2 separate regions of the Homo sapiens genome follow, and region 2 is linked to region 1. Evidence: chromatin contacts called from ENCODE Hi-C data. All regions are on one chromosome and are shown on one strand. The core of a region is the stretch at or near the end of the contact, and the rest is flanking DNA. Distances in the headings are between cores, read along the strand shown.

Region 1 (4,652 bases), core at 1,743-4,242:
CATAGGACAAGGCTTTTAAAGATGCACTTCTTTTTTTCTTTTTCTTTTTCTTTTTTGAAACGGGATCCCACTCTGTTGCCCAGGCTGCAGTGCAGTGGCATAATCATGGCTCACTGCGGTCTCAACTGATCCTCCCACCTCAGCCTCTTGAGTAGCTGGGACTACAGTCACAAGCCACCACGTCCGGCTAATGTTTGTATTTTTTATACAGATGGGTTTTGCCATGTTGCCCATGGCTGGTCTTGAACTTCTAGGCTCAAGCGATCTGCCCACCTTGGCCTCCCAAAGTACTGGGATTAAATTTTAAAACGAGTGTAAATTGTTCTGCAAAACAACTTTGTTTTGTAGGACTACGTGTCACTTTAAATGTTGAAAATGTAGCGTCCAAATTGAGATGTGCTTTGTGAAATGCCCCCTGGATTTCAGAGTTAGCACAAAAATAAGAATGCTCTCATGAGCCACCGCACCCAGCTAAACGATGCATTTCTGCCAACTTGAAAATTATGTGCTGGTAACAAATCAGGATTCCAGAAACATGCCCTCCTCCAGAGAGGACCACCATGGGCAGGGCTGAAGAGGGCTTCCCCTCGCGAGTCTCGCTCACTGCAGTGAGCCCTTCGGTGAGTAGAACAGGACATTAACTGCTTGTGCTGTGCCAAGTGGCTTAGTCACACAGTGGCATAACCATGCTAGAACCTGGGTCTTCAGGCCATCCATACGTGTTCTTTCCAAGAATCATGCTGTGCCAAGCTCAGTGCCTGCCCCCAATGCCCGCTGGGGCTGTGGGTACCTATGTCTGTGTGAACCTCATGCTGCCTGGGCCCTATGAGATGCTCCCTGGCTGACCTCCTGCCCAGGGCTCACTCTATGGGCGTGGTCTCTGAGGATCAGGACCTTTCCCCATACACATCCCCATTTCCACTGACAATGGTTTCCCCAACCTCCGGTACCTGCAGTACGGTCAGAAAATAAAACTAGATTTAACTCAAACCCACTTCCTAGTGCAGAAATATAGAAATAGAATGTGATCTACATTTATCATTAAAAACATTCTAGTAGCCACGTTTTTTAAAAAAGGTTAAATGTTTCATTTAACTCAATATATCAAAAATACTTCAGTGTGAGGCCGGGCGCCGTGGCTCACTCCTGAATCCCAGCACTTTGGGAGGCTGAGGCGGGTGGATCACCTGAGGTCAGGAGATAGAGATCATCCTGGCCAACATGGTGAAACCCCGACTCTACTAAAAATACAAAAATTAGCCGGGCATGGTGGCAGGCACCTGTAATTTCAGCTACTTAGGGGGCTGAGGCAGGAGAACCAGTTGAACCTGGGAGGCAGAAATTGCAGTGAGCCGAGATGACGCCACTGCACTCCAGCCTGGGCAATAGAGTGAGACTCTGTTTCAAAAAACAAACAAAAATTTCAGCATGTAATTCACAGTAAAGGAATGAGATAGTTTCGATTCGTTATTTTTGTGCTAACTCTGAAATCCAGGGGGTATTTCACAAAGCACATCTCAATTTGGACGCTACACTTTCAATATTTAAAGTGCCGCATAGTCCTACAAAACAAAGTTGTTTTGCAGAACAATTTACACTTGTTTTAAAATTAAAAATTAATTAAAATTATATACCACGAAAAATGTGATAATCAATAGCCACAGCTGGCTACCTATTCAGAAGCACGGGCCCTAGCAGCCTCTCCGTGCTGCAGGGATCTTTAGAGAAGCAGGCCTGGCGCGGTGGCTCACGCCTATAATCCCAGCACTTCGGGAGGCCGAGACAGGTGGATCACTTGAGGTCAGGAGTTCGAGACCAGCCTGGCCAACATGGTGAAACCTCGTCTCTACTAAAAATACAAAAATTATGCGGGCATGGTTGCACACATCTGTAATCCCAGCTAGGCTGAGTCAGGAGAATCGCCTGAACCTGGGGAGGTAGAGGTTGCAGTGAGCCGAGATTGCGCCACAGCACTCCAGGCTGGGCGACAAAGCGAGACTCCGTCTCAAAAACAAAAAACAAAAACCACGAAGCTGGCAAGTGACAAGAGCAAAGGAGCAACTTTGCTTGGGAATCTAGGGCAGAACCCAGAACCTCCCAATCCGCGGAGAATGTTCCAGGTACTGGAAGGGTGGACGGCGCACCCAGTCCGGTCCCTGGGGGCGGACTGGGTGGCCAGGCCGGAGCTGGCAGTCAGGGGAGCCTGGGCAGCGCCTCGGTCCCCTTGGGGCCTTGACTTCCAGGACGTGAGAACGCCGCCAGTCCTGCCTCGTGGGCCGGAGCCTAGCAGGCCCCGGTAAAGGAATCACTCTGTGGGTTACACCTGTCCTCCGCGGAACTGAAGCTGCCCGGGCTCCAGGCGTGGACAGCGCAGCCCAGTAGGTGAGCAGGCAGGGGCGAGCAGGGCGGAGCGGGTGGGATTGGGCTGGGCGGGCGGGGTGGGGCGGGGCTGCGGAGTCCGCGCGGCAGTCCCCGCCACGGCCACCAGGGGGCGTACGTGCTTCGTGCTTCGGCACCCGCTCGCGGGCGGGAGTCTGGGTGGGGCGGGGTTGGCCGGGGCAGGGCGGTCCAAGTGGCCCGCGGGCGTGGACCCGGGAGGCCTCTGGCATCTGCCCCACCTGAGAGGTGGGAACCGGGCTGGGAGGGACGTAGATTCCTCATCGACGTGACCCTGGTAGGGAAAGAGCCCCCAAAACAGGGAGTTCGGTAGAGGCGCCAGAGCTGACATGGGCACTGCCGCAGTGCCAGCCACGGCCACCAAACTCTCCCAGCACGGCTGGGCGGCCAAGGCAGGGGTGACGACGAGAGGGGCGGCTCAGCCCACCTCCCCCGCTGATCTGTCGGGAAAGGAGGAAGAAGGGTCATGAAAGCCTCACACACCGCTAGGAGGGGGCATCCTGGAGCAGGGGGCTGGATCAGGACCCGGCTGGATGGGAAGGAGCTGGGTAAAGGGAGGGCACCCGGGTAGGGCGTGGCCCGGGCTGTGCGGGGAGCGGGGAGCGGGGAGTGGACTCAGGGGGAGGGGTCAGCGTTCTGGCTGGCCCGGGGGCACGTGGCCGGGGGGCAGGGTGGGAAGAGGGTGGGATGGTGGGGTGCTGGCTTGGGGCCAGGTCAGGCATCAGAGGCACAAAGTAAAGGATACAGAGAGAGGGGAAGGGAGAAAGGGAGAGACAGAGACCTGAAGCGGGAGGGCCGAGCGGCAGGGCGGGAGGCGAGGATAGTGGGTGGGGCTCGGGCTGCAGGGCTGGAGCCTGGGGGATCTGGAGCACAGGGGCAGGAGGAAGGGACCGGAAGGATACCTGGGCCTGCAGGGCGTTCCCTGCGGAGATTGATTGAGTGAAGACTGCGACGTCCACCTTCAGGGCTCTCTCTAGCTCCCTCTTCCTGTCTCCTATCACTTGCTCTGGGGGAAGCCAGCGGGTTGTTTTGAGCTGCCCTCTCCTTTGGAGAGCCCCACCTGGCTGGGAACCGAAGCCCTGAACCAACAGCCAGCAAGAGCTGAGGCTTGGCGACCACCAGCGCGTGAGCCGGCTGTGGATGCCCGGACCCGGTGCAGCTGAGAATGGCTGCGGCAGGCCTCATCAGCGATCCTGAGCCGCAGCAGCCTGAGAGCAGCTTCCCGGGCTCCTGACCCTTGGAAACTGGGAAATAGATGGGAATGCGGGTTTGCTGCTTTAAGGTTCTAAGTTTTGGGTGTAATCCATTATGCAGCAATAGATACCTAATAGTCTGTGGTTTTTTGGAACCACTGTATTTTCCCCATACTGCTTATCTCTTAACTAGTTTTATGTGAGATAGAAAAATAGGCCGGGCACAGTGGCTCACGCCTGTAATCCCAACACTTTAGGAGGCCGAGGCAGGAGGATCACTTGAGCCCAGGAGTTCCAGACCAGCTTGAGCAACATAGGGAGACCCGTCTCTACAAAAAATGTAAAAATCAGCCCAGCGTGATGGCACACGTCTGTGGTCCCAACCACAAGAGAGGCTAAGGTGTGAGAGCCACTTGAGCCCAGGAGGTTAAGGCTGCAGTGAGCCAAGATTGTGACATTACACTCCAGTCTGGGCTGCAGAACGTGACCCTGTCTCAAAAAATAATAATAATAATTTGTAGCATATTTAAGGCACTGCTATAAATTTTTTAATTTTCTACTTATTACAACTAAACCTAATCTTAAATGATTCTATAATAAAGACTGGAAATAAGAATAGAATGGGAAATTCGTTTCCTATTCTTTCTGTCTGTCATTCTAGCTTTGACTTCCATTTGGAAGGCCACCTCATGGTTCAATACAGTGGCTGGAGCTCCAGAGAAAAGGTGCTCATCTCTCAGCCGACAGCTCCTTTTTTTTTTTTTTTTTTTTTTTTTTTTTTTTGAGACAGGGTCTCATCTGTCATCCAAGCTGGAGTGCAGTGGTGCGATCTTGGCTCACTGCAACCTCCACCTCCCAGGTTCAAGCGATTCTCCAGCCTCAGCCTCCAGAGTAGCTGGGATTACAGGCGCCCACCACCACACTCAGCTAATTTTTGTATGTTTAGTAGAGACAGGGTTTCACCATGTTGGCCAGGCTGATCTTGAACTCCTGATCTCAAGTGATCCACCCACCTCGGCCTCCAAAAGTGCTGGGATTACAGGCGTGAGCCACCACACACGG
Region 2 (4,457 bases), core at 876-3,375, 1.0 Mb before region 1:
AAATAGCCCCCTCAAATGTCACCTCACTGCATGCCAAATGAGTAGGGGCAAAAAAAGGAAGAAAGAAGCTCATGAGTGCCAGGTCTGCAACAGTGTGTTTAACAGCTAGAACCAGTTCAAATATCACTCAGTAATACATACTAGAGGTAAACCCAACCATTGTACTTTATGTGACTTGTGGTTTATGCAAGGAAATGAATTAAGGAGGCATCTCAGTGATACAATATATCAAAGCGTCTAGTAATGGGAGAAGTTCTTTCAGCAGAAACACAGGTACAAGCTGAACCTGTGACATCAATGATATTATAGAACAAGCTGGGAGGTACACGTGCTCCCACTGTTTCAGGTCCAGGTGGATTCAGCACAAGCGATCGTGGAACACGTCCACCCAGAACCACGCAGGGATAGCCAGGTGCCCGACACACAGGAGTGAGCTTCCAGAGCAGGTCCAAGTGAGTTACCTAGCAGTGGGCTGAATTCAGCCTGAAGAAGGTACTGAAGTACACGGAGAGGAGCCGCATGTGGAACGGGAAAATCAGATGCCAGTGGAAGTACAAAGTGAACTTCCAGAAGCAGGCTTCGTCCACATGACCCCAGAAATCATGACCCAAGAGAAGACAGAGCCTAGCCAAGCAGATGCTGAGGCTGCCAGGGAAGATCACGAAGATGCTGAGGATTAGAGACCGTGCTGACAGCACATTCTGAAGCTGAAAAGGCAGAGAATGAGGGCAGAACAGCTATGCCAGTTTTAGAATGAAATTACACATGAATATATTTTAAAATATAATTGTTGGGTTTCTGAACCGATTATAGGCAGTATGACTGTCGTTCAGCTAACAGACAAGTGGACCAAAGTTAAGCTATTTCCTGTTGTTTCTGTTTCTGTTGGAACAAGTCAATTCCCCTCCCCAAACTTAATGCCACAGCAGAGGGATCTTTCCCATAACTGAAGAGATCTTTTCTGTAACTTAAATGGATTATATTCTTATCATATAGTGGGGTACGAATGTATCTATGTTCATTGTGGTAAAAGTTCTCCCTTTTCTCTTTCCCAGGTCATGTTCTTCCTCAAATTTTTTCCATATTGTGAAATCAAACTTAAATCATTAGAATACAAGTTTATGTATTCTAATGCATAGTAGAAAATCAAATATATAGGAAACACAAGGCTGCATGATGAAAAGTACATTGTTACTGTGCAGCTGAATTTTGGCTTCTGGCTTTCTTTAGTCTGAACAAATGTTCTTGTCTAGCCCTGTAGTCACCGATGCTGTCTCTGCAACACAAAGAGTGGTGGTGGGAAAATTTTTAGAATATTAAAACACACACACACACGTGCCTTTTCAAAACCGACTAAACTCCTATAAAGCATCTCTGGTTCTTTCAAAGTTTGTATTGTAAGGAGCAATGTAGACAATGCTATGATACTTTATATTTTTACTTATAATGACAACCACCAGTTCTTTTCACTTAAGTTAGGTTGAGAAATTTTATTTAGTGGCAGCTGAAGGGCAATTTTCAATTGGGAAAATTCATTTACATCTGTGGTCAACTTTCTTTTGATGAAAAGTTGCACTAGTATTTTACCACCAGATAAAAAAAAAGATGAGCATTGTTTAAAAATTAATGTATTTAAAATAAAGTACAGAGAAAAACATGTCTATAATTATCAGGCTTTGTTTTGAATGGAATCTTTTCCCCCAGTCCTTAATGTAAAGACCCTGTGCTATAACTTTTAAAGCCATACAAATAAGAGTGCTAAACTGTGGACTTAAAAGTAGGTGTATAAATATTTTTAATCAATATTACTTAGAAAATAAAATCTAACAAACACATTTTAAAAAATAGAGTAAGAAACTTCACAAGATGATCTCAAGGTAAGAAACATACTATTGGTTTCACATGTCAGCTTTTAAGAGATTTGTTACAGACTGAAAGGGGAGTGAGTGGTTGCAGCAGACACTGTGACCAGCTTTCAAATAATGATCGTGCCTTGAGTCATTTCTGAGAAATGGGTAAACAAATTCTTTCACTTTTACTGCTGGATTATGTTGCTCAAACTCATCTGCTTTGTACCCATTTGAAAGCTCCATCACACATTATTTTGGAAATGGTCATCCTGAGTCAGACTGAGTAATCCCAGTTAATGAGTTTGGTTTCCCTCTCATCTGGTTTTTACTCAATCTTCTGTATTTATCCCATTTTTTTTTCTTTCCTCAGAGATGCCAGACCACATCATCCTAAACACTAACGAGCAAGAAGGAAATTTCCATGTTAGCGGAGGGACCCCACTAAGGTTAGGGTGCCGTACAATGTGTTGTCCAAACCAAGACATGTTAGAGAATGAAAGGGGGACCATTTTAATAATTATGCTGGGGCAGTAAGTATAAACTGAATACCCTAACTAAAGAAATAAACAAAAAACATATGTAAAGGTGGTCAACTTCATTAGTTATCAAAGCAACAACAAAATGAGACCATCATACACCCACCAGATTGGCAAAAATTAAAAAGTACAACAGGCCGGGCGCAGTGGCTCACGCCTGTAATCCCAGCATTTTGGGAGGCCGAGGTGGGCAGATCACGAGGTCAGGAGATTGAGACCATCCTGGCTAACACGGTGAAACCCTGTCTCTACTAAAAATACAAAAAAAAAAAAATTAGCTGGGCGAGTTGGCAGATGCCTGTAGTCCCAGCTACTCGGGAGGTTGAGGCAGGAGAATGGCGTGAACCCGGGAGGTGGAGCTTGCAGTGAGCTGAGATCGCGCCACTACACTCCAGCCTGGGCGACAGAGCAAGACTCCGTCTCAAAACAAAAAAAAAATGTACAACAATACCAAGCACTGGTAAACATATGGAGCAGCTGGAACTCACAGTGTTGGGAGCGCATTTTAAATCATTTTTGAAAACAATGTCACATGATCTAGCAGAGACGAACATGCATGCATCCTACGATTCAGCAACTTCACACCCATGAGACAGGTACTAGGATATTTACAGAAGCATTGTTTCCAAAAGCCTAAAACTGAAAACAACACAAATATACCTTAACATTAACATTGATACATGTATTATTTATCAAAAATAACTGACTGATTACTTGATTGAGTGGGTCTCACTATATTGCCTAGGCTGGTCTTGAACTCCTGGGCTCAAGCAATCCTCCCGCCTCAGTCTCCTGAGTAGCTGGGATTACAGGTGCATGCCTGGCAAAATAGATACATTAAAAAATAGCTACATTCATCTATATAGATAAACCTTATAAACACTGCATTCATTCAAAGAAACAAATTAAAATACTGACACTTATATAAGTCCAAAATAGCTCAAACTGAACAAAAAAATACATGCTTTGGTGGTAAAACTGTAACTAAAAGCATTGCTCTTATTAACCCCAAAGTTAGGATGGTGGTGAGCTCCTTGACAGAGGGAAGGGCACATTAAGGAGAGGCTTCTAAGACCTTGGAATTATTTTATTTATTAACCTGGATGATGGTTACATAGAATTTATCTCTCATGTAGAAAAACATTGTATAAACAGAATAATATAAGAAGTGTGATGGAGGCCCCAGAGCAGTGGTTCACGCCTGTAATCCCAACACTTTGGGAAGCCAAGGTGGGCGGATCACTTGAGCCCAGGAGTTCAAGACCAGCCTGACCACCATGGCAAAACCCTGTCTCTACAGAAAATACAAAAATTAGCTGGGTGTGGTGGCATGCGCCTGTAGTCCCAGCTACCTGGGAGGCTGAGACATGAGAATTGCTTGAACCCAGGAGTTCCAAGCTGCAGTGAGCCGAGATCACGCCACTGCACCCCAGTCTGGGCAACAGAGTGAGACCCTTTCTCAAAAAAAAATTTTTTTTTAAGTGTAAAATCTGTGATAGCCATTAGAGCTGGTTATCTTCTGGGCAGCTATATGATTATTTCTTGTGGCCCTCTGTGGCTGGGTAGGGCCATGTAACTAGTCTGGCCAATAACTTGCGATCAGAGGTGATGTGTGTTAGCTGGGCACGGTGGCTCATGCCTATAATCCCAGCACTTTGGGAGGCCAAGGCAGGTGGATCATTTGAGGCTAAGAGTTGGAGACCAGTCTGGCCAACAAGGCAAAACCCCCTCTCTACTAAAAATACAAAAATTAGCCAGGTGTGGTGGCGGGCACCAATAATCCCAGTTACACAGGAGGCTGAGGCAGGAGAATCGCTTGAGCCCAGGAGGAGGTTGCAGTGAGCCGAGATCGCACCACTGCACTCCAGCCTGGGCGACAGAGACAAAAAAAAAAAAGAAAGAAAAGAAAAGAAATGATGCATGTCATTTCCAAGCCAAGCATTTGGTTGCCTTTGCTGCGCCCTCCAGAGCCTTCTTTTCCCCTGACATGGTGACTGGCATTGTTCCAGATAGCAGCTGTTCCCTCAGCCCACAGTGAGGACAGCATGGATTGGGGTCCTCAGCCAACCTG

What was found. A loop is a pair of places that touch in the nucleus more often than their neighbours do. Pooled maps may share reads with other maps.
Region 2: a map of naive thymus-derived CD4-positive, alpha-beta T cell shows a loop between it and region 1 (5-fold over the local background). The contact joins two enhancer-like sites. A Hi-C loop is called at or near these places in 2 of 168 maps with a recorded cell type or tissue (K562 and naive thymus-derived CD4-positive, alpha-beta T cell) and 9 of 50 pooled maps.

The regions. Positions count from the first base shown.
Region 1 is chr7:129,823,756-129,828,407 of GRCh38, reverse strand. No RefSeq gene overlaps it. Among named protein-coding and RNA genes, the nearest start is that of MIR183, 51 kb to the right of the region's middle. RefSeq lists an enhancer at 1,982-2,031 and silencers at 2,352-2,701, 3,002-3,081, 3,152-3,201. Within about 2 kb of position 2,992, at least 24 of the 41 ENCODE cell types and tissues checked have a DNase peak (open chromatin) inside an H3K27ac peak, as active enhancers do.
Region 2 is chr7:130,836,504-130,840,960 of GRCh38, reverse strand. All of the region lies in intron 3 of LOC105375508 (a long non-coding RNA gene), which reads right to left. It also overlaps the pseudogene LOC100133252. Among named protein-coding and RNA genes, the nearest start is that of MIR29A, 38 kb to the left of the region's middle. Within about 2 kb of position 2,125, at least 4 of the 41 ENCODE cell types and tissues checked have a DNase peak (open chromatin) inside an H3K27ac peak, as active enhancers do.